Linked DNA regions of Mus musculus: regions 1, 3, 4 and 5 are each linked to region 2. The links are chromatin loops, found by intact Hi-C in ENCODE. Cell type or tissue: heart. All regions are shown on one strand.

The links. Hi-C counts contacts between places; a loop is a spot of excess contacts. Peaks named below come from ENCODE experiments on the same cell type or tissue, not always from the same donor. Only the 100,000 strongest peaks of a DNase experiment are listed, where the experiment ranks them.
Region 1: a loop joins it to region 2, with 2.5 times the contacts of the local background. A loop is called at or near these places in 2 of 42 quality-filtered maps.
Region 3: a loop joins it to region 2, with 2.0 times the contacts of the local background. A loop is called at or near these places in 4 of 42 quality-filtered maps.
Region 4: it touches region 2 in a loop (2.5-fold over the local background); 2 of 42 quality-filtered maps call a loop at or near these places.
Region 5: a loop joins it to region 2, with 2.6 times the contacts of the local background. A loop is called at or near these places in 5 of 42 quality-filtered maps.

The regions. Positions count from the first base shown.
Region 1 is chr14:76,729,844-76,734,843 of GRCm38, forward strand. No RefSeq gene overlaps it. Among named protein-coding and RNA genes, the nearest start is that of 4930431P22Rik, 28 kb to the right of the region's middle. In heart, a CTCF peak has its summit at 2,098; a DNase peak (open chromatin) is centred at 1,988; H3K27ac peaks cover 2,937 bases.
Region 2 is chr14:76,873,772-76,878,771 of GRCm38, forward strand. No RefSeq gene overlaps it. Among named protein-coding and RNA genes, the nearest start is that of Gm30365, 39 kb to the left of the region's middle. In heart, a CTCF peak has its summit at 2,423 (motif pointing left); no DNase peak of the experiment used is centred here; H3K27ac peaks cover 2,352 bases.
Region 3 is chr14:76,698,040-76,703,039 of GRCm38, forward strand. No RefSeq gene overlaps it. Among named protein-coding and RNA genes, the nearest start is that of 1700105F02Rik, 23 kb to the left of the region's middle. In heart, CTCF peaks have their summits at 2,867 and 3,069; no DNase peak of the experiment used is centred here; H3K27ac peaks cover 4,034 bases.
Region 4 is chr14:76,707,040-76,712,039 of GRCm38, forward strand. No RefSeq gene overlaps it. Among named protein-coding and RNA genes, the nearest start is that of 1700105F02Rik, 32 kb to the left of the region's middle. In heart, no CTCF peak of the experiment used is centred here; a DNase peak (open chromatin) is centred at 1,972; H3K27ac peaks cover 1,446 bases.
Region 5 is chr14:76,679,426-76,684,425 of GRCm38, forward strand. 1700108F19Rik (RIKEN cDNA 1700108F19 gene) reads left to right here. Exons shown (of 5, transcript NR_015485.1): 3 at 30-173; 4 at 701-895. Among named protein-coding and RNA genes, the nearest start is that of 1700105F02Rik, 4.3 kb to the left of the region's middle. In heart, no CTCF peak of the experiment used is centred here; DNase peaks (open chromatin) are centred at 2,326 and 2,786; H3K27ac peaks cover 1,482 bases.

The sequences.
Region 1 (5,000 bases), 140 kb before region 2:
GAATTGAACCTCACACATGCTAAGCAATTGTTCCACCAATGGCAGATCCTCAGGCCTCTTTGTGACTTTCTGAGACAGGGTCTCACTGACTATTCAGAACAGGCTTGAGCTCATGCTGCAGCCAGAGCAGGTCTCCAGTTTGTGGCTGTCCTTGCTTCTACCTCTGAAGAAGCTGGGATTGCACATTTGCCTCACCGGGCCTGGCTCACAATGTTTCTTACATTATGGGTTATTTTCTTCCTTCCTTCCTTCCTTCCTTCCTTCCTTCCTTCCTTCCTTCCTTCCTCCCTCCCTCCCTCCCTCCCTCCCTCCCTTCCTTCCTTCCTTTCTATCTTTTTCTTTCTTTTCTAGACAGGGTTTCTCTGTATAGCCCTGGCTGTCCTGGAACTCACTCTGTAGACCAGGCTGGCCTCGAACTCAGAAATCTGCCTGCCTCTGCCTCCTGAGTGCTGGGATTAAAGGCATGCACCACCACTGCCTGGCAGTTATTTTATTTCTTAAGAGCAAAATAACAATTGTAGGCAAAGCACACTAGGCTGACGTAACTAAACAGGGCTGACCTGGAACACAGAGGCTGTTCTATGGAATCCTCCAGAATCCTGTAAACCAAGAGACAGCATGGCAGGGTGGATAGCTGGCACGGAAGGTTCTCAGTCGGGCACCAGCATCTGCAGAGGGGTACCTAGCATCATCGTGTTGTCCACGAGATCATTTTTCTTTTCTTTTTTAAAAGATGAAGTGTGGAGAATGCAGGAAGGCTGGGAATATCACACAGGATTCACTCTCCTCTATGAACAAAGCATAAGGCGGCTGTGGGGCGAAGCCCACCGCCAACCCTCAGGAATCCTGTGTCTCCCTTCTCAGCAGACTCCATCCTGGTGGGACTCTGAGCATGATAACTGCTCCAGCTCAAGTCTCTCATACACAGGCTGCTCGAGGGACCACCTGGGCCAAGGTGTGTCCACCCTGAAGTGCCGGTCAGGTTCAATGCCTGTTTTCAACGCTTCTGTGCGAATGCATGTCTCTATGTTTGATGGCCAGTTTAATAGTTTTTAGCACAGGGGAAGGGGGCTGATAATTCCTCATTTGACGCCATAGTCACCAGGAGAACCTAACAGTCTGATATTTTCCAGATGCCCATATGTGGTGAAGAGGGCACTGCTTTCTCTCTCCCTCAGACTAGAATCTTCTTTAGAGGTTTTTTTTTTTTTTTTTTTTTTTTTTGGTCCCTGCTGGCCTCTTTCAATTGCCTCGTACAACACTGGTTTAAAACTAAACGCAAGAAACACGTAGAGTGACTCCACACAGCTAAAACGTGTGATGTCTTGGCTCTTGTATTCCTGGGAGACCAGAGAAACTATACCTCACATTTTTCCTCTGTACAATGGGACTAGAAACAACACCGCCCACCATGGTAGGCGCACTGAGCTGAGACCAGTATTTGACTTGTCTCATTTACTAGCGATGCCTTGACTTCCTGTTGAAGAGTTAGTGCAACCTCACCTCTTTCTGTCAACACCATTTAGGAGACTGATAAAAAGAAAATTGCTAGGAAGGTTTTCTGGAAAGTTCTATTTATAGAGAGACACCTAAATGGACAAAGAGGGTTAACTATAAATAGCCTCCTTTGCATGTGAGGGTGAGACCTGTGCTGGTACCTATGTGACCTTCCCCTTCCCAAAGGACTTCATACTCTTGTTTGTTCTGTGACAACACAAGCCATACCCCGTGTAAAGTATTTGACACAAACTGAATCCGGGAGCTTCCTGCCAGGCAGCTACTGTCGCCTCCCATCACTGGATGTTATTTACTCCAGCTGAGTAGGCGTACAATACGTGCTATGTAAATTAATAGCAGTAGGTACAACAGTCTGGGAGTTGCACAGGACCTCAGTTCGGGAGAGAGGTTATTTCGCAATCATTTCCCATAAACCTTCCCCTCCCACTTCCAAGTGTGAAGTGTGTGTCTGTCAACGAATCATCCCACTTGCCACGCCACGCCAGGTCTGGCAGGGCAGAGGCAGCCACCCGGCCAGTCTCTATCTCTGGATTTGGCAGCTTGACACCATCTGGCGGAATCCTATGAGGAGGCTGCCTGTGATGCATCTCTGGGTCCTTCATGGCCCAGCTTCCCTCCCACACCAAGATCTTGCCACCAGGAGAGCTTTGGCAATTGAGCTAGGTGGTCCTCTTTCTTCCATTACGCCTCTTCCTCACTGCCTCAGCCCCTCAGTTTTTTGTTTTGTTTTTGTTTGTTTATTTGTTTGTTTTTTTACAAGCTCTACCCAATGAGTTCCGAGGGCTAAAGCCTCATCTCAACTCGTGGAAGATAGCAGCCTCTCCTCCCAGACCTGTGTTTGGCAGTTGTTCTGTGGTTAGGCTAACATGTAGCTTCCGTGGCTTGCAATACTACATAGGTTTCTACACACATGACAGAGGTCCTAGCATTCCTAGCCAGATCCTCACGGGTGTGGTACACTCAACCATTCACAAGTAACTTCTGTGTCCCAGAGTTTTCAAACATCCTGAAAAGACCCAGCTCAGGGAGGGGGCAGGAGGTGGCCCACCGCTTTCTCCCATGTTTGCTTCCCATTTGTTTTGAAGAACTGGGGTTCCTACCCTGATATTTACTCCTGTGCCCCAATTTGGCGTCCGTCTCATCCTTCTGCCCCCCAGGAAGGCTCTTCTAAGAAGGGGCAGGCTGAGTGTGGAAGTGAGTATTCACTGTGATGACTGGCTTGCTCAAAAAAGCAGCCTTGCAGGCCACACTGAGACGCTACTCAGCCAGCCTTGGGAGACAAAGACGATGAGAGTCATAGACAAAGAACATTCTAGATGGAGCTCTGAGAGGCTGTCATGGTCTCAGGATTGGATTACTTCATTTGCTGCTTCTCTCTAGAGAAGTCTCTCTAGAGTCTCTCAGACTCTTATGTGTTAGAGACCTGTTTCTTCCCCTTCTTCTTCCCCTTCCTCCTTCTCCTCCTCCTCCTCCTCCTCCTTCTTCTTCTTCTTCTTCTTCTTCTTCTTCTTCTTCTCTTCTTCCTCTCCCCCCCCCCCCCCCAGTCTCTGGAAGAACAGTCAGTGCTCTCAACTACTGAACCATCTCTCTAGCCTCACTTCCACAGTTCAGCAGAGCAAGCAGCTCCTTGGACATGATTTGAATCAAATACCTTGTACCTTGCATGGCTTGTATTGTCACAGAACAAGCAGGAATGTGAAGTCCCTTGGGGGATGGTGGGAGAGGGCCACAGTGTTGACTATGAAGGTCTTACCTGCACATGCAGAGGAGGCAATTTATAATTACTGTCTTTGGCCATTTAATGGTGTCATTATAAATAGAACTTTCCAGAAAAAAAACTTGCAGAATTTTTTTTTTTTTTAAATCGGTCTCCTAAATGTCATTGACTGACAGAAGGGTGAGTTTATATTAACCTTTTACCAGAAGTTAGGCCATGGCTGGCAAATGAAACAAGTGAGGTGTTAATGAGGTTGGGAGGTGAACGCCCCATCCAACAGAATGATATGTGCTTTATGTGGACTCTTTCACCAAACACCTGTCTCCTCCCCCACTCACAGTGAGTGGCTTTGGCAAAGAGACTGGATAATTCAGGTAAGACATGTTTGTATTCTGGTTGCTAAGGAGATGGCAAACCTGTTTGCTTAGCTCAAAGCATAGGCGTATTAGGTAAGAGCGCTGCCCTTTAGATCTGGGACCATTACTAAATCTCTGCATTTCTTTTCTCGAGGCATGCCGAGTCTATTTGTGGCATGTTCCACTTCCTCAGATTTCCCCTGTCTCCATCAGCTTTTACACCTGCAAAAATGCTGGCATGAAAAAATGAAATCCAAGGGAGACTTGCCTGTCTTCGCTAGTCGCAGAAAATCAGACAGCACCCAGCAAGGAGAGAATTCACAGCTTGCTCTGCTCCTAGTACTAGAACCGTGAGATGGGCAGGGATTCCCTCATCCCAGGGGATTAGTGACCCCCAAAGGACAAGTGACCGAAGTAGAGAGAAGCGGCTGCAGAAGGGTTATGTGAAAGGAGATTGGGAGCCCACGAAGACCATGCTGGCCTTGAGAGGAAAGAAAAACTGAAGCATAGATGTTGGTTTCATAAGAGACCCGTTGGATGGTGGCTATTCATGTCCAAGAGCGACAAACGCAAAAGTTGGGCCTGGGTGGGAGAGTACACAAGATGTGGTTAAACACATCACTAAGGTTCCTTTAAAGCCACTTACTGGATGGACGATGTGTCTGGCAGGATGGAAGGAAGCTGGGGGATTCAGCAACTGCTCTGTTTTTCCTGGGAGTATACTTTATGTAGCCTGCCAACTAACAAATCCTTATAGAGCCACGACTAAGTGTGGGCACTGGGCATCCAAACTCCAGCCCTCATGTCTGCATGGCAAGCCTTTTCCCAGCCATATGTGAACATTCCCCAGGCATGCTCAGCTTTAGACACAAATGAGACGGACAGCACAAGACCAGGCTCTGTTTCCTCAGCTCTGTCCCCCACCCACAGGGCTTTAGTCCTTTTTTAGTCACCTGGGCCGTGCTCCTATATCTGAGAATTCCTAGGCTGCATCCCCTCAAGTTCTGTGGCCAGTTTAACTGTTCAGCTGTGGGTCACAGCACCGATGTCAGCCGTCTGTTCTCTTAGGGTCCCACAGAGGTGGTCAGATGAGAATCTACTTACTAATAAATCAAGTTGTAAGCAACAGAACAGTTCCTTCTTTAGATCACACACCAACCACAAAATTGCATAGAGATGAGGCTGTGACGACTCCACCCTGCCCTGTCTTTGCTTTTAGAGTATCATCTCCTGGAGAATACAGTCTTAGGGAGTGTGTGTGTGTGTGTGTGTGTGTGTGTGTGTGTGTGTGTGTTCCTCTGAGTGTGTGCATGCATATATGTGTCCAGAGGTCAATGCTGACTGTCTTCCCTGTGCTATTTTCACCTTATGTATTGAGACAGGGTCTCTTACTGACTTTAAACTCACTG
Region 2 (5,000 bases):
AACGGGGGATGGTTCAGGCCAGCATCCTAATTTTGCAGATGAGAAAACTGAACCCCAGAGCAGCTGGGAGGCTCTCAGTCTCACAGCTGGCTGCGGCCCAGCTGGGGCATGAATTTGTTTCCTTGGTTTCCTGACATTCTTTCTCCTCAGCTATACTTCCTCCTTGAAGAAGTGATGAGAGTCTCTGATACTTTTAAGTCTGTTGTTGGCATTTCTTTGGGAACCATGCAATGGTAGGTGTTAGGCGGTGGACATACATATAACCACTCGTTATTTATTTAACCTCACACCCATTGTAGACAGCAGAGAACCGAAGGACTGAGTAATGACATCCACAACCGCAACACCCACAACTACAACAGCACTGATGGGGCTGTGCTTCGCAATACAGCTCTCAATACAGGCAGGTATCTGAGGGACAAATGGGAGTCGCAGGAAAAGGAGCTCTGGTTCCTTCCCTCAGTTGGCATGGCAGCTCACGTCAAGTACAGTGGCGTTGTATCTGCCTATCGCCCAAGTTCCCCTACTAAAAAAATGCAAACAGTCAAACCAAGACAAAGAAAATGATTCAATAATGATGGCTGCTTGTCCCATGCTGATCAGTCAAACTGAGAAACAAATCAATTCAGGTCTGGCAGAAGTCCCCGAATGCTGCCGCTTTTCTTGTTATTTTGTTTTGTTTCTTGTTTTTTTGTTTGTTTTTGTTTTTGTTTTTGTTTTTTGTTTTTTTGGTTTTTTGTCTAGTCTTTTTAAACTTTGAATTTCTTCTGTGGCTCTTCATTCCTGCCCAGGGAAGCTGCTTGAATCTTGTTATCCCCATATCCTTTTTCAAGTTCTCCCAGTATTATTTAGTGCATAGGACTGAACACAAGGGACGGCTCCATAATTCCTTCCACAGTCAGCTCCAACCTTTCTTTCTACAGATGCTTCGTTCAGACAGCCTCGTCCAGGAATCAGGTCAGAGCCGTACCAGAGCTTGGCTGCTTCTCTGGAAATGCGGAGTGAACCACAGGATTTTTAGCAGAGCCTGTTTCAGCCAGTGATTGGAAATGATGAAGTGCTTTCAAGATCAGCATCTCAGATCACTCGTTTATGGTTGGCCTAGAAATGAATCATTTATTTTAGGTCTGGGCCTTAAGGGGAAAAAAAAAAAGCAAAATCAAAGCTTGGATGCTTTGTTTTCATGGTTCTCCTTATATCAGGCAAGGAGAAGAGGGAGGGCACTGTGGGCTTTAGTGGGAACGGCAACACAGCACTATTTCCCTTCCTTTGTTGGTAACATTTTCCTAGCTGCATCCACTTCCATTTTATGACTCAATTTACTGTGTTTAAAATTACACCACATTCTTCCTGCTATGCTTAGGTCAACTATACGTACTGTGTATACAGTGGGAAATTCTTCCTCACAGTGCTGGAGAGTGCTATGGCCTTTGTATTTGTGTCCTTGTTGCCATGGTGACCAGAAAAGGTTAAAGCCAGGGCCTTAGAGAGTAGAGTGGCTAAGCAAATAGCTATGACTCGGTGTGCACCTCAAGATGAGGATTAAAATGTCCTACAACCGCTGTCATAAAATTCACTTTCCATTTCTCTCGTGTGGGTTATTGCCTGATATACATATTCTCAAAACCATCTCACTCCACTTGGCCCTTCCTCTGTAAGGTACAGCTTCATGGCCATGTCTCTCTGACGATAACCTCTGCAAATCCAGGAGCAAAGCTTTATATCCACATGTGAAGAAGACACACCGATGAGAATATCAACAAGCCAGCCTATCTTCTTTGTGCCCTCCACTTTAAATCCATTTAGATGAGAATAATAAAGCATCACCCCTGTTTGTTTAAGAGGTTGCTAAATAAACTTGGGCAATGCTTAATAACACGGACTGTGTTAAACATTTACCAGCTGTGAGCACACAGACTCGCCTTTATGTTGGGCAATGATCCCCAGAGCCCCAACTCAATATTTCTTTATATACTTTAGCTGCCCTTGAGTTGAACTTAAAGGGCTTGTTTCAAAATTAACTTTGCATATAGGTAGAGAATGTCACACTTGCCAGGCCCAGGGCTGTCACAGCATGAAGAAAAGAGACCATTTTCTATTTCTAGTTTCAGGTTCAAAAGTAGGCTCGGGAAAGAACCTTCATTAAGTACTTTCCTGTCCCCTCTGCCCATTGCACAAGAGTAACAGTATATCCAGGCCCTTCAATTCATTGTTGAACTTTTAACTTACTTAGTACCTAAGTTTTCCACCATCTTGGTTTTTTTGCAATATATTTTCATGCTGCCAATATAATGGACATTAAGTCATAGGTTTACATTTAGGTGCTTATTTCCTGCTTTTAATGTAACTTCATACTTACTACATTAGCAAATCAAAAATATTTTAGCTTCTATCCTGGCCCCTGTTCTGCCATCTGGTGGACAAATGAGGAAGGGATGGGGATTAAATAATAGACACGTAGTTTTTCCTTTATGGGACCTGTAAGTGCGTCTATCAGCAAGTGTTTAGGGGGTGTTATTCATCAAACGGTGCCCAGGAAGGCACACAATCAAATGTCCTACTCTAGGGAATAACCGGTCCATTCGGTTCCTAGGAAGACTATGACCGGTTATGGAATCGACAGCCTCTTGTCTGGGTTAACAGAACAGTCAGTAAAATGCTTGCCTTACAAAGAGGGCCCTGACTTTAATACCTAAAACCCGTTAAAAAAAATAGCTCAGCATAGTGGCTTAGATGCCTACTAGTGTGGGGGAAGAGAGACAAGTGGCTCCCAGAGGCTCGATGATCAGCCAACCTAGCATGCTTGGTGCCTTCTAGGCCAGGAAGGCACCCTATATCAAAAACAAAACAAAACAAAACAAAACAAATAAAACCCCTTGTATTATGTAAAGGTGGATGGCACCTGGGTAGCAGACTCTCCAGACTGCCCTCTGGCTCCCCCATATAACCCTGCACACATTCAGTCTTCATACACCTTAACACCAACACACACAAACACAGAAAATCAAGGGAGAAAAGGGTTCCAACATTAGAGCTACAAAAAGGGTGACTTTCACTCACTTTAGTAGGGGGTCTAATGACATTGCACCCCTGACTACAGATGCTTTTCTAAGTAATATGGGGGTGGGTGGGAAGGAAAGACAAGAACAAGGGGAGAGAATATTTTGCATTAAGAGGAGAAAAAAATTGAGCACATTAGTATTCCTTAAACTACTGTAAAGTCAATCTCTCTCTCTCTCTCTCTCTCTCTCTCTCTCTCTCTCTCTCTCTCTCTCTCTCTCTCTCCCCCTCTCGCCCCCCTCTCATTAGATTTAGGACCTTGGACATGTTCAGTGAGCATTCTACAATTCTGAAGGATCTCTTTATGAGAAAATTATCCCTGTGCACACCCACCTTTTTATCAAATTTATTATTGTGTGATATGTAATATCCAACCTGTTACCAGTTTGGGGAAAGGGTTAGCCCTTCTCAAGTGAGCTTGAGTAAGCTTGGTGAAATGTCCCATGGGTAACCAAACCTGAATTCCCATCTCCTTCCCAAACTCATAAAGCAGAGACAGCTAGTTCATGCAGGCAACCTCATGGCTGCTAACTATCCCGTATATTCTGTGAGTATTGTGTATGCAGCATGAGTTTGGCTGAAAACACTACAGGGCAAAGGACATGCTGTTTGTGTTAAGAATAACTCGGAGCTCTTGGTTTGGTCCACTGCCATATGCCCTTTGATTTTACAGAGACATTGAAATTTGATGAAGGTACATCGTCAAATTCCAGAATCATTACTCATGGATAGTAAAAAAAAAAAAGTGGTGATATAGCTGCTACACTTCAATGGGGCCCCGGAAATTCCATCCCTGCTTCCTGACTCCTTCACTTAGCATCCTCTTGGCCATAGCTCAAGTGCACATTCGGTCAGAAATAACCTAGGCTTAAAGAGGGGGTGTGAACTCCATGTTTAACATTGCTGATTATAATAATCAATGGGATATTTTGACTACCTTGATATGGGATGCTTTTCTAAACAACATGAAAATTTCTGTTGGTCAAAAATAGACTTTAAAATTATAGCCTCTATGCTTTGTAGTGGTTTCTCTACAGCATTTCCCTCACCCCCATGCCCTCCCCCAGATTCTCAGCCACATGGCAATATGAAAAGCCAATGCATTTTCTTAGTTGACTCCAAAAAAAAAAAAAAAAAAAAAACAAAAAACAAAAAACCAAAAAAAAAACCAAAAAAATTGTGTTGTTTAGTTTCTTGTTTCTTGTTTTTTCTTTGTTGTTGTTGTTGTTGTTGAGTGTCCACAAGGGATCTCAAGCAGTATTTGGCCCATAAGTGATATGCTTTGATCTTTAATTAGAGTGGCCTGAAGCCACTAGGCATTTCTCAATATTGGATAAACTTTTGTTTTATTGAAGTTGATAAGATAGTAATTAAAATATTCCTAAATAATAAAGCATAACACTTGAGAGATGAAGAATTACAAATGAGTGAAAGCCAAACACAGGCACTGAGAGATAGGAACCCAAACAATAGCTTATCCTGTCCCTGTTTCCAGTTTTAATAAATAAAACATCAAAATCATTCCTTAGAAATCTGCTCAGCAACAAGATGGGACTGTGGGTCACAGCTGGTGACATAGGGTGTTTGACCTTTAGTGCCAGGGCCCAGTGATTATGCTGGTGATAGACACGGGACTAACAAAAGGTTGGGCAGCATGAACGCAAGCAGAAAATAATGTGCACATTTATTGAGCCAAATTTACCAGCTCTAAGAATGAATGAGTATCTGTATCTATAGATATAGATACATACACACATATACACATCCCCTGGGTAAGCAGTGATTTCATTTGAAAGATGTAGTAGTTTGGGGTAATCAATAGAGGGGGTTATAATGTGTTATAGTTTAAAATACCTCTGAAATTTTAGGGGTACATTATGCAGACTTATGAATGTAGAATGATTAATCTTGATTGCAAACATAAAGGATTTTAAAATGAG
Region 3 (5,000 bases), 180 kb before region 2:
GTACACTGGCTCCCTCTCTCCTTCTTCCTCCTTCACCTCTCTGATTCCAGGAACTCTTCCCATTCGGGGCCTCATACTAATTGCTTCCTGTGGTAACACTGCCTTCCTCTTGCTCGATAAGGGCGGAGCCTCCATCTCTTGGGGACCTCGTGTGTTTCTGCATCCTGGAAAGGTGGAAACTGTGTGTCCCCCACGCTAGCTCAAGGACAAGAGGCACAGAGTGCAGTCAAGGGGAGAATTTGGCTCCCAGTGTCTAAACACGCCAATCCAAGCCTTCTGCGTGACTGTGCCTGCAAATCTCAGCTTTCACTGCACATTTTAGACTACCCAGTTCTATTACTCCCTTCTCCTCTCCTGTTGGCCTCAGAGGATCTTCCAGTCCATTCAAGAGAAACAGTTTTAATTAAGCATCGCTGTGAACTTGATCATCTTTAAGTCTCTGATTTCTCACGGGAAGCTGGGGGATAAGCTGGGGTGGAGCTCGGTGGAGGGGGTTAGTTCTCAAGGCCGTGGTCAGAAGACAAAAAAACGTTGGCAGAGCTATGTCCTGCCAAAAATGGAGGAGTCCAAATGAAAATCAACATTGATGAAAGGAGGGCAGCTCACCTCACCGTGACGTTAGTACCCTAGGCTGGCACGCTCATGTAAGTCCAGATAGGAAATAAACAACATCCCAAGGGTTCCAGTAAGAAAAGGATGACAGCCTTGGAGCACAGCTGCAGCCACTTTCTGGGATTAGACTCTGCTGGTGCCTTTGGCCTTGGTTCCTCCCACCCCCAGTGCTATTTGATCCCTACAGCTTTGCTTCCACTGGGTTCAAGTACATGCTTGCAGGCTTCTCTTTGCCCAGCAAGTAAACAAACCTCCAATGACAAAGGAAAACACTGGCCTGGTGCAGGGTTTCAAGGCAGGAGGCCTGAGATGGGGATTTCCCTGTTTGTTATGACAGGAGCCCTGCTCTCCCCATAGGGTTGAGAGGAACGGGAATAAGGTTGAAAAGCCTTGAGTCAGGCCCAGAGAATTTCAGTTTCAACATCGCCTCAGCCAGCAGGTGCTTAATCATTCTAATTACCTTCAACACAAAGGTCATGGCTGAAGTAAATGATTATCTGCTGGCTGCTTCGCTTAGTGTACTACATCTTTGCTTAGCATATGGAGAAGGACTTTACTGTACTGTGCTTTGTTTCTATGGGATGGTTACCACAGTCAGTGGTGGGTCTGTAGCTGGCTGCCCTTGAGGGCCTGTATGGACAGCCCCATAGAGGATGGAAGGTGGCACAGGCTGCGCAGGGTAGCTTGCTATTCAAGGGTAAGTGCATGTAAGGTGGTGTAATCTTGCCCAAGTCCAAGGCTCCCTGGGTTCTTACCGTACTCAAGGAGAAGGAAGGAAAAAAGGAAGGAGGGAGGGAGGGAGGGAGGGAGGACACAGGACTACTGGAAAGACCTCTTTACACCATGGTTTTGTACCAAGGGTCTTGGGTACAACTGGCTGTGTCACTCCTCAGAACCTAGGAACAGCATGTGCAACCCCCGGAAGATGTCAGCTTGCTCCCTGAGGAAACAGCTTGGTCAAGAGTCATTCAGAAGAGGAGGCCTTGCAGCCTCTTCTCTAAGCTACGCAGAAGGCTGAAGGATAACAAATTCAAAAGGATAAAGTTTGATGCCGATCTAGGCAACTTTGTGAAGCCTTGCCTCAAAAAAAAAAAATCCCCCCAAAACAAAACAAAACAAAAAAACCACCACCACCAAGAAGAATCTCAGTGGTTGATTGATTGGTTGATTGATTACCTGTTACGTACACGATCTGAGGCCTAATCTATATAGTATGGCACAAACAGAATAAGCAGTGACAACAAAACACCAGAAGCTTCCCTCCTTAGTGACAGGGGAAGGAGAGTATCAAAGATTACCAACTCTGATCTAGAGTGAACTCTGAAATTTAATCACTTTATTTTCAATATGAATAAGTGTTGAGCATAATTTGTTGGGGACTATGTTTAAGGGGGATGAGGAGAATGGGGGATGGGTTGATAGAAATGTCAAATGCAGTCTGATACTTTCTTCCCCTCCTTTTTTTTCTGTGTGGGACTCATTTGGTATATACATATACTGTCTATGTATTTCATATATATATATATATATATATATATATATACTATCTAATATATAAATATACTAGATAGTATCTACACATACGTATTCTACTCATGTCTACACATCATATTACTCTCCTCAGCAACCCAAACCACATGTTGTGTTAGTCATCTTCCTATCGCAATAATTTTTTTGAAATTATTAGTAAAACACCATTTCAGATGTTTGACTCCAGCATGAATGCATCCAGTTGCCTTAGTCCTGTGGTGAGACAGTATATCATGGTGGGAGCATGTGACTGAACAGAAGAACCACAAAGAAATGAATGTGAGGGAGGTTCCCTGGCGTCTCCTAAGGACACACCCCCAGCTCCCACCTCCTAAAGGCTCTACTACGCCCTAATCTCATGGCCCTGTCATCAGGCTTCTGCCTCATCTGGAGATCAACTTTTTCACATGGACCTTTGGGATGACTTAAGACAAAAATCCAGAAAATAGCCACTTTAGTTAACTTCCCATTATACATTATAGTATAATACACTGTGTTGAATATTTACTCCTTGCTAGTCTCTTTAAAGCATCACAATTTTAAAGAGGAAAATGATAGAAAAGTGATATACCCTTTCATTGATACATCATGACTTCTTTTTAGGTTTAAACAGTTGAGATCCATAAGCCCTTCGTTGTTCACAGCAGGGCATGTATGCTATTTAGAAAACTCCTCTAGGTTTGTGGTCCAAAGTGTCAAAATTTTCTAAGTGGTGGTTTGACTGAAATTGGCCCCCTACAGGCTCACAGGGAGTGGCACTATTGGGAGGTGTGGCCTTGTTGAAAGAAGTGGGTGGGCTTTGGGGTTTGGGGGACCCAAGGCAGTCCCAGTATCACCCTCTCTTCCTGTTGCCTGCAGATCTGTGTGTAGAACTCTCAGCTCCCTCTCCAGCACTGTGTCTGCCTGCGGGGCCGCTATGCTTCCTGTCATGATGACAGGGGACTAAACCTCTAAACTATGAGCCAGTCCTGATTAAATGCTTTTCTTTATGAGAGTTGCTGTGACCATGGTGTCTCTTCATAGCAATAGAAACCCTAACTAAGACAGTCAGAATGATGGATATTCTGGCTTATATTTTTGTATGATTGGTAAGGGAGGAGTCTCACAGACTATCTACCACTGTGGTGACCTCAAATATAGGTGATCTTTCATTCCCCATATATTCCCAGGGCCAAATTGTCTATTGCACACATGTCATGGTAGACTGTGTGCCTTTGTATCACGATGCTGCATGAGTTGGCCCTTAAGTTAGAGTATTTCTAGAAGCAATGCCTATGAATAGCAGTAACTTATCAATGTTCAGAGGTGACTGAAAGCCAACTAAATATATCCCCTTAAACCCAAGCTAAATATGCCAACTCAACTTTACCTCAGCACTGTTCCAAAAATACTGTAGAAAGTCTCTGCCCAGGGTGTGGGAAGCAGGAGGGGGTGGGGTGGGAATGGAAGAGAGTCTTACCACCATTACAATCAGAGCATCCTGGTTTTGCAAAGTTTTCAAAGCTTATGTGACTATGGGCTCGACAGCCTACCCTTTATTGAGAGATACATTCTTGGACTTTTATAGATACCAAAATGCATGATGCTCAAGTCTCTTCTTAGATACAGCAGCACAGCCTCTGTATGTAATCTATACAATCCTTGCTGCTAAATCATCTCTTGACTACGTACCATTCCCGACACAGTGCCTGCCCACACATCACTTCATTAGGTTGCATTTGTCATAGAACCTGGCATACAACAAATTCAAGTTTTGCTTTTTGATTCAGTTCAACTTTCAGAATCTGGTTTCTGAATCTGTGGTTGCAGACACCAGCTACTGTGCCCGTTTGAAAACCGAGCATGGTGCTCGCCTGCTGTTAGTGGGAAGGAACAGAAAAATTAATCTATAAAATATAACAAAGATGGATGAATGATCAAAGTCAAGGCTGCCGTCAGTCCTGCTGTGTCAAGGGCATCTCTCTGTTCCAGATCGAGTCTCAGGGAGCAGTCAGGCAGTTGGCTTAAGACTGGAGAGATTAGAAGTTTAGTTTTCATGTTTGTGAGGCTTTTCAAAAGCAAGTGAAGGAAGTGAAAACAAGAAGCCAGAGCACACAAGCAACCACACAAAAGGAACTTCTCCATCAGGCCTCCGGGTGTGTCCATTGCTTTGGCAGTTCCATGTGCTGCTCCTGGAGAGAACACTCCACTGAATCTGAGATTTGTTGGTTGGTTTCTAAGGTCCCTTTATGGCAATTCCTTCTTCCCTCCCTCCCTCCCTCCCTCCCTCCCTCCCTCCCTCCCTCCCTCCCTTTTTTCTGAGTGTCCCTTGATATCCTGAGCTGGGACAAGGTTTCCTGCTCATTTCCTCATCCTCTGGGGCCCTGGTATTCTGTTCCTGCATCGCTGCAATGACTGTGCACCAACTGTGCTACTGATAGCTGTGCGCGCCGCCGTATTGCCATAGAGCAGGGGACACGGTGGCAGACAAGATGGACACATCTTCTCTCCTCGCAGAGCTTCCATGATAGTTGATGAGGCAAACGGCCAACGAGAGGAGAAAGAATAATGTATGCTTGCCAGAGTGTGACTTATGCTGCAGAGGTCGAGAAACCAGGGAAGGGAGGGGGATTGGAAGGGGCAGCAATTTCAAGAATGTGATGTCAAGAATGTGGGAAGAGGACACTGGGTCTACATAGGAGGGGAGGATAAAGCTGTCAAACATCTGAGTAACTGTAGAGTCCCAGACACCCAGAGAAACTGGCAAGCCAGTGTCTGTAATGAAGTGTGAGAGGTGGAGAGAGGCAAGAGAGAAATACTCTCACGGACCCTGGTGAGGATGATTGATTAGAGCTGACTCTTACTCCTAAGTTAGCGCT
Region 4 (5,000 bases), 170 kb before region 2:
GGAAGATTATATTTATCATTCTCATGTTGTAAATACAAAGACTTAGGCTTAAAGTTCAAATACAAATGATGTAGCCATTGGTAAGATGTGCACTGTCTGGTAAATAACCCCTCACCTATGCTATTGTAAGTGAAACTCATTGGGTCACACTCGAGACATGGAAGTTTAAGGACTGGCTGGTAAGAAGGAAGGACCAATGGAAGTGAGAGAGGCACAAGAAAGTGTAAGAGATGGGTTAAATATAATCAATATAAGTGTGTAACAGTCTCACAGTGGAATCTGTTATTTATAGTTAATAAATGCTGTGGTGGTTTGAATATGCTTGGCCCAGGGAATGGCACTATTAAGAGGTGTGGCCTTGTTGGAGGAAGTGTGTCACTGTGGGGGTGGGCAGTGAGACCTTCCTCCTAACCAGGTGGGAGCCAGTCTTCTCCTAGCAGCCTTCAGATGAAGATGGAGAACTCTAAGCTCCTCCCTTACTGTGCCTGCCTGGATGCTGCCATGCTCCCACCTTGATGATAATGGACTGAGCTTCTAAACCTGTAAGCCAGTACCAATTAAATGTTGTCCTTATAAGAGTTGCCTTGGTCATGGTGTCTGTTCACAGCAGTAAAACCCTAACTAAGAGTTATATTATGCTAACAAAAATATTTTAGAATGACCAAACACCATGTTTACAACATGGCACTGCTAGGATGGAGTTCAAGCTTTTAGTCATTACAGTGTGCCACCTTCAATGATGCCCTTGACGTGTCTGCAAAGGATGATTTCTTCTTTCATTGGTGCCTTTGGTTTGAAGAAAGAATGCTTTCTGTAGGATCTAGGGTGCTAGTTCTAAAATATTATGAAAGCCCCCCTTTTGTTAGTTTATAGCACTCCTCACTGGCCGCCTCCAACCCCTCCTTCTTCTGGAAATAAATTCACTTTGCCTAGCAACGCATCACATGACATAACCAAGGTACAGGTGCAGTGGTTGGCTCAGACAGCAGCAAGTGATTTAACCAAATCACCGAGCCAATCACAGCTCTTCACCTTTGCAGCTGAAGGTGGCAGGGAAGTCTACATAAGCAATAAATCACTCTTTCAATTTTTATGTGCATGTATTGGCTTCAGTTATTTCAGGCTGGGTTTTCGAGAAGGATCCAGGCTGATGAAAAATGCATCTCTCAGTTCTCTGTTTTTGTACCTTTGTAGTCCCCAGTGGCTTCAGCTAGGGGAAGACCAAGAAGCTTGTTCCAGGGCAAACAAAAGAGTGAGATGGAGATGGGAAGGGTCCCCACGGGCAACACCCTCAGTCAGTATTTGGGAACAGTCAAGAAAAGCTTTAGTCTTCTTGCTCCAAATATTTGTTTAAATATGGCAAGACATTTTGCCAGGCAGGACTTGCTGCAGAAGACCCTGCCCTGCCCAGATGGAGGAGAGGTCAGAGGATTGAGGAGTCTTACTTTAGACTTTACAAAATGTTACCCCTTGGGCATTTCTGTTTGCATAGATTTTCTATATTGGTGTGCATATTTTTCGAGAGAAAAGTTTCTTCTTTGTGAACGCCCCACTAACCACCCTAGGGGGACCTATAATAAAAATACCAGTTTGTTTTTCTAACTGGGGGCTTGTGTTCAACACACACACACACACAAAAAATTGAGCTACAAGTAAATCACGCTCTGATCTTGAAGGATAAAATAAACACCGAGCAAATGCAGAGCTATGTTTTGTCGGAGCCAAATAGAACATGATGTTCAGAAGTTTCCAATGCGTTCCAAAATTAGAAGAGATCTTAGCCAAATGCATACTCGAGTCCCATTAGGAGTCTTATCGTTTGAACTCCCTTCTGTATATTTCTCTGCTTTACTCGTCCCAGTGGCTCCCAGGAGACCGCAGGGCCTCTCTCCATGTGTTTTGGAGCTGCCCCAGGACTGATCAGTTTTCTTTAGCTATTGGCAAACTGTGCCCCAGTTAGGATGGAAAGAGAGCATCAGAAACCTAGTCAGTGATCTCAGACTGGAAGGCCCACTTCCAGCCGCGATTCTTCTAGGAAGCCCAGCTGTTGCCACTGCATGTGCGCAGCGGGTAGTCAGCCCAGTCTGGCTCCGTGTTTACTCTCAGAAGCATTTGGTTAGGGAAGTCTTCATCAGCACTAAATGACTCTTTCAATGTTTATGTGCATGTATTGGCTTCAGGTGCCAGGTCTAATGCATTCACAGATCTGGTTAACCTGTGAAGGTCGCAGGAAAGGCTCCCTGGATCAAGCATTCTATACAATGTTCTGTTTCTGATTTAGAAGCGGTCTTTGGCAGGTCCTTTGGTTCAGGTGTGAGTTGGGGGCGTCTATCAGGAAGTTGTTAAAGGCACCCCCATGGTTGGTGGTCAGCCAATCAGTGTCAAGCAAGGATAGGCGTGTACTTGCTGAGTTACCTTCTCAGAGGTCAAGGGTACCAAATTCACAATAACATGGATTTGAATTTCCTTCCCTCCCCTTTCCCCCAATTCCTCCCTTTAAGTTTCTCTTTCTTTTCTATGTGCCTCTAAGAATAAGCCTTCATCTTACTTAGTTCTGCCCACTCATAAATTAGAATGTAGAAGCTAAAGCTAGCGAGTGCCGTCTTTATAGACTGCACACATTCTGACCTCTCCATTTCGGCTCACTCCAGGTCTTCCCTGTGGAATGCTTCTCCCCACTCCCCAAATGCCATTCATTTCATTTCTCAAGCCCATCTCAAGCCTCGGACCCTCTGCTCAGCATCACCCTGTCAACGATTTCAGCCCACTTTGGTTGCTTGTCTCTCTTATCTTGATCTCTACCATCCCAGAATGAGTACGGCATGAATATTAATTCTTTCATTCCTTTCATCTATAATCCATGACCTCACCAAAGCATCTTGCAGCCATGAAACATAGTTCAGATTCTTTCTCTTATTTTTGTCTCTCTTGAGATTTGAGTGACAGATACTTGACATCGACTCAAAGTTTATTATAATTTAATAAATGATGTACAAAATTTATGTACTAATAATTAGAGAATCTTATTGAGGTAACTTGAATAAGACTGGAATAGATCCTAAGTATTCTTATTGTGCCCATAAGAAGTAATGATGTGAGGCCGTGGATGTATCAATTAGCCTGACGATAGCAATGGTTTCAACTGTGTGTTTATATCAAAACATTGCATTTTACTGCTTGAGTATATATTGCTTATTTATTTTCATTTCTGGTTTGTGTGTGTGTGTGTGTGTGTGTGTGTGTGTACAGATGCACATGTGCATGGAGACCAAATGTTAAGAGCATTGAATGTCTTCTTCTATTGTTCCTTACAAACATGACCTCTTATTGAACTTGGCACTCACTGATTGACTAGACAGACTATCTGCCAGTGACCCTGCTGTATCCACCTCCCAGCGCTGGGATTATAGTCATGTGCTGCCATGCCTGGCTTTTTATAAGGGTGCTTAGGTCCTCTTGCTTACACCCCAACCCCCCGCCCTCCCCCACCCCCCCGCAAGCCATCTCCTCAGCAGCTAAAGTTTATAATTTTTGTTTGTTGTTTATGCCTCAGTATATCTGGAAGAAAGGCCTAAGTAGATGAAAGGGGAGCTCACACTCACAGATTTGACAACCATGTGTCAGGGTAACAAAGTGGGAAAGGACAAGATTTCATAAGTAGCATGTGCAATTACTGAACAATATTGTAGCTGATATTTAACGTCAATCTGACTAGACTGAGAGATGTCTGGGAGATTTGCGAAGGGTGCTCCTGGGTGTGTCTGTGAGAGGCTTTCGAGAGGAGGGGAAGCAAAGGCTCAGCACCTGTCTTGAATGCAGTGGCGCCGTGCAGTGCATCAGAAGTAGTAGAAGGAGGAGGATGTCTACCAGAGCAAGCATTCCTCCTGTTTGCTTCTTGTTCCTCTAGGGTTGGAACTTTACCCCATTATGCCTTTCTACAGTTTGGGTCTGCCTCACCCCAGGCCTAGAAACAACAACCAGCCAACCATGAACTGAAAATCAAAAAGAAATCCATCCTTCCTTAAGTTGATTGTCTCAAACTAACACAAACATAAAAAGTGAAAAATTAGGCTATTAAAAATGAGAATCATGGGGCTGGAGAAATGGCTCAGGGTCATTGACTCTTCTTCCTAGAGGATCCGGGTTCGAACTCCAGCACCAACATGGCAGCTCACAACTGTCTATAACTCTCTCATACAGACATATGTGCAGGTAAAACACTGAGACACATAAAATAAAAGTATGTTTTTTTAAAAAAAATTGTAAGGATCACTATCAAAAGAAAACATCAAAGTTTAAAGAAATGGAGTCATAGATTATGCAAAGTCATTAAAAATCATGCATCACTAAAAGGGTGTGCAAGCAATTTTATAAAGATGTCTTAGAAATTAATAAGAAAAGGATCACACGAGGAAAAAAATGTGAAAAGACATGTAGAGGTAGTTTCCAAAGAACTCTGGCTGGTCAGGAAACACAGGGAAAGATGCCCTGCCTTCATTCCTCATCAGGAAAATGCAACTTCCCTCGAGTGTATACGATCCAGCAACCAGAGTGACTAAAAGACAAAGCACTGGTTCGAGCTCCTCGCCATCGCCTGTTCAGCAGACTGACTCAGAGAGCTGCTTTGTAGATGCCACTTAGCTTTGAACAAAGAGCACATCTCCATCAGCAACATTCTCCTCGTTATCTCCAAACTGTAGCTCGCCTCCCACCTTAGGTACAGCTTGTAAGTCTCTGGGCGATGACGGTCTTACCAGACCTTGCATTTTAATCATGTTCTCCTTCTATTCCCACAATTCCCACCTTCTAATTACCACATGGCAAGGCAGCCTGGGATGCTAACTGAGTACAGGAGAGGGGCTCAAGGGTAATTAATTAATTAATTAATCATAGTGGGTTAATTACAAGATTCAGGAAAATAGTAGCAGCTAACTGCAGCTGGATTGGCCTTTGCTTATCCCCTCTGTGAGTGGAGTAGAAGACCACCCTATTAACCCAAA
Region 5 (5,000 bases), 190 kb before region 2:
GTGGCTAACTTTCTGTCTTTTCTACTGAGGAACTTGTTGGCGTCTGACAGAGCATCTCAGATTTCTTACATAAAATGTGGAATTGTCAATAGTCAGATGCATCAGTGGCCAAGGCTATGGTGTGCAGTTTCTATCAGCGTGTACAGGACATCCTGCCTGGTTTTGGCCTCAAGGTAAGTTGGCAATAGTTTGGAAGAAGGTGCTATTCCATAGAGCTCTGAGACGGTGTCATTGGTGGTACAAAAGAAACCACTTCTTGTAGCCGGGCAATGGTAGCTCACACCTTTAGTCCCAGCACTTGGGAGGCAGAGACAGGCGGATTTCTGAGTTCGAGGCCAGCCTGGTCTACAGAGTGAGTTCCAGGTCAGCCAGGGCTACACAGAGAAACCCTGTCTTGAAAAAAAGAAGAAGAAGAAGAAGAAGAAGAAGAAGAAGAAGAAGAAGAAGAAGAAGAAGAAGAAGAAGCCACTTCTTTCAGGACATTTCTTCAGGGTTGTTTCTTTGTTGATGAGTGAAATTAGGCAGTAGTTCTACCCACCCTTCACCCCAAAATCCCTGATAGATTTTAGTGTTTGTTTGTTTGTTTGTTTGTTTTTCTCATGGAGAGGAATGACAGAGAATGGCTAGGGGGGACTTGTGTACTTTACCTGTCAGACGTTTCCTCCTAGTATGATGTGACATGATCTCTTTCCTCTCTCAGGAAGCAATGGTGAGATTTCGTAGCTCATCGTCTCCTGGTTGGAGCAAAGGGTGCCAAACAGAGGTCAAGCTCGGGCCACAGGGAAACTGGGAAAATACGTTCATTGCCATGTGCGAGGAGTCCAGTGGATTTCAGAAATCTTCTGTGTCTTCTTATAGGATACAGTGACAGCCCCTTACTGGAAGAACATTTTAGGTAATCCCCACGACAGGGTGACATACACTGATGTTGGAGCATTTAAATAAAAAGAGTCTCACTGTGTAGATAAAGACGTTTGCTTCCAATGAAAACTGAGAGTGGAGAGAACCACTTAAATCACGCAAGGACTCTACTCTTGTCTCATTGCTATCCTCCAGACTCACCCCACCCCCCAGTTCCCAATGGCTGAAACAAACCCAGAGTGTACTGAGGAGAACAGAGTCTAGCAGAATTTGTATTTAGACTTTCGATACTGACCACCAGCGTGGACTAGGCCTTTCCTAGCCACTCCCTCTGTCTATGCCAGCTCTAGGTGTCTAAATCCTTGCTTTACATTAGGGGAGCTGAGGCAAAGGGAGATGATAGACTTGGTTCAAGATCCCAGAACACCAGACAACGGCCAGATCAGTTTTGGATCCTGGTCAGTTGAAGGCTAATGGTGGTATCTTTGACTGTAGAGTCATACAATCTTTGAATTATCTTTGCCACAGTATGCATTTAAATGTAGGTATGTATTTCAATGCTATAATGGCGGCAGGGAGATGAGAGGGCTGGAGAGGACTTCAGCTCGGATGGAATTGATTTTCTTACGTCCAGGCTTAGAGAAGTGCAGCCGAAGAATTTCTAAAGAAACACAGCGTCTCTCAATCCATCAGACTATTAAACAACAATGGGCCCCTAATAAATGAGAATTTCCCCAGGAATCTCCTACCGGAAGGAAAAGTTCAACTGTGAACAAGAGATTTCATTCAATTTTAACAACATGTCAGATCACCAGTGGAGGCTCAGACAGGGATGGGTCAGCGGCGGGTAAGACCACACCTTGATCCGACGACTTAAGTGTGACTGTCCTTAACCCTCTTTAAACTTGAATCTGACTTCAGGACTCCAAAGACAGACTTGGCGCATCACTGAATCTCTGTTCCTTTCCCAAATTGGCCATATGGAGAAAATATCCCACTTTTTGCTCTCTCTCCACTATTAATTTGGCTCTTTTACTTGGTTTATTGATGATGGGTGGCTGAACCCGACTTGGGGAGCAGGCTCTAAGCTCAAGTTCAATCACAGTAGGACCCTTAACTGGGATCAGGACTGGAGGCTCAGACTCGGGTGATGAATGCAGAAAGAGATGCCCGGGCCTCCTGGAAGTTGGAATGTGTAGCATTATTACTGAAAAGCAAATATGATGGGCATACACACAGCAGCCCAACTATAGTCCTCTGACTTCTTGTTGGAGATGAGGAGAATTGAGAGTCCAGAAGCTAGTGTGCAATGATTGTTAAACAGCTCTAGTAAAGCTAGCTCCTGGGGCCAGAGGCTCAGCTCCTGCCTCAAACTTGCCTAGAGATCTGGGCATGAGTTTGGCTTAGGAGATGAACGACTTCCAGCTGTTCTCTGTCAGCCCAAGGCAGTGTCAGAGCCTGGGATCTGTCTGGACTTTGCAACCCTGGAAGGCTTTGCTGCAGACCAGAGAGCTGCCAGGAGGCCCCAGAAATGCCTGAGAACAAAGAGGCGGTAAACACACACGCTGAAACCTTTTACCAACTGGCTGTGGCCCAAACCAAAATGAGAAATGAATTGCTGAGGTAAGCAACTCTCTCTCTCTCTCTCTCTCTCTCTCTCTCTCTCTGTGTGTGTGTGTGTGTGTGTGTGTGTGTGTGTGTGTATCCTGAGTTGTTGGGAAAGAAAACCCTGTATTAAATAGGAATGTTTAGTTTGGACCATTGAAAGCTGTGGACGAGTGAATACAGCAAATTTGGTTTCTACAAATTTTTCTACTGAAAAATTGTTCAGACGAGGTTGAGAAATATTGGCAGCTCATCTCTTATACATGGAAGAGAGGAAGCCAAGTGTTTGCACAAGTCAAGGGTGTGTTTTCAGAAGAGCGAAGGTCACAGTCACAGTTAGAGGAATGCTTCTTGCTATTGCTATCCTATTTATCTAGCTTAGTTGATGACACGGAGGCTGGCAGGCACTCGATGTGACTTTCTTTTTTTTTTTTTTTTCAAGACAGGGTTTCTCTGTAGAGCCCTGGCTGTCCTGAAACTCACTTTGTAGACCAGGCTGGCCTCGAACTCGGAAATCTGCCTGCCTCTGCCTCCCAAGTGCTGGGATTAAAGGCGTGCACCACTACCACCCGGCTTCACTGTGACTTTTAAACAGCACTGTTTTCTTCGCCCTTATTGGACATAGAAAGAAGCTGATGTTGAGGTTACATAGGTAATTTGTTCAAAGTCACACTGTCAGATTCTGAACTCAAGTTTCTCTGAGGAGATCTGATCTAGCAAATTCCAGGCTGCGTCAGCTGTTCTTTCTATGTCAAATGAAACATCCTTGGCCATTTCAGTGTTCATCAAGAGGATGTGGAAATGATTGTATTCTCAAGTATTCACCTTTGTCATCAGTGTTAAACCTTGAACTTAGGTCTTGGTGCAAGCTAGGCAAACATTTTTCTAATGAGCTATATTTTTGACCCATTTATTTATATTTATTTCATTTAATATTATTTATTCTTCACAGGTTTACATAATGTCCGTTTATTGTGTGTCTCCCCCTCATCTCTCTTATCTTGTCCCCATCATGAGTCACTCCTTCTGAGCAAGTCTTCCTCCTCCTCTTGTCTTCGGTGTGTACATGTGTACATGTGTCTTTGGTGTGTACATGTGTCTTCGGTGTGTACATGTGTACTTGCATGAACATGTGTGAGAGGTTATTTACCTCAGAAAGGGCAACTTACCAGGACTGTGTCACTGGCAAGGAGATTCTTCCCTCTCCCAGGAACCATCAATGATTCAGAGGTCCTGGGGGGCTCCCAGGAGTTCCACCAAGCCATGTCCTGAGGGATTCAGTCTGTTACAATATTCATGTGATGCCCAAAAGTCACTGTTTCATAGTGCTCCTTCCCATCCCTTTCCTCTTATCTTTGGCCTGTTTCATGTTCTTCTGTTTCCCAAACATGGGATCTAGATGTCCCGCTTAGGACTAAACCCTTGGGAGCCACTTAATCTCAGCCTCGAGTCTGCGTCAATAGTTACCTGTTACCTACAGCAACAGAACCTTTTCTGACCAGAGCTGACAGCATCCCTAATCTATGGGCATAAGCATAAACATTTGACTGTATGTACACTTAACAAAACAACAGTAGTCAGTTCCCCTCCCTCAGGGTCTATGGCTTCCCCAGTCAAGGACTTCTAACTAGGTTAACAGTACCAGGCATGGATTGGCCACTGTGCAGCCGGCCTCAAATCCTGTCAGGAGGCAGTTACCCCCATGCATGGCAGGCTTACCACTTTTGCACTAGTACAAACATTTTGCTTGCCCTCTTATTTTTATTTTTAGTCTTGAGACAAGGTCTCACTTATTTTGCACAGGCTGGCCTTCAACTCACTTGGTAGCCTAGGCAGACTTTGAACTTACAGTATTTCTATCTCTGTGGTGATTTGAATATGCTTGGCCCAGGGAGTGGCACTATTAGGAAGTGTCACCTTGTTGGAGTAGGTATGACCTTGTTGGAGGAAGTGTGCTACTGTGGGGTGGGCTTTGAAACCCTCCTCCTAGCTAGTGTGGGAGCTAGTCCTCTTCTGTTTGACTTCGGAACATGAGATGTAGAACTCTCAGCTCCTCTAGTGCCATGCCTGTCTGGATGCTGCCATGCTTCCTACCTTGATGATAATTGACTGAACCTCTGAACCTGTAAGCTAGCCTCAATTAAACGTTGTCCTTTATGAGGGTTGTCTCAGTTATGGTGCCTGTTCACAACAATGGAAACCCTAACTAAAACACCCCCAAAGCTTGACTTACAGGACCACATCAACTAACATAGATAATGTCTTGTTTTAATCAGATTTCAGCTAAGTGTGGCACTCAAGATGATCCAGGTGGCACAAGCTGGGTCCTATCTCTAGATCTTTAATGCTTTTCCTTTTCTTATTGTTCTCTTTGGTAAGATAAATATGATGCCATCGCTCTTGACCCCTTATGTATTAAGACTCAGTAAATTCATGCATATACTTAAGATGTAAGCTCTTTACCTATGTTGCTACTTGTGGCTTTTCTGATTTTTGCATTGATGTCAGGCCAAGCATCTGTGGTTTTTAATTGG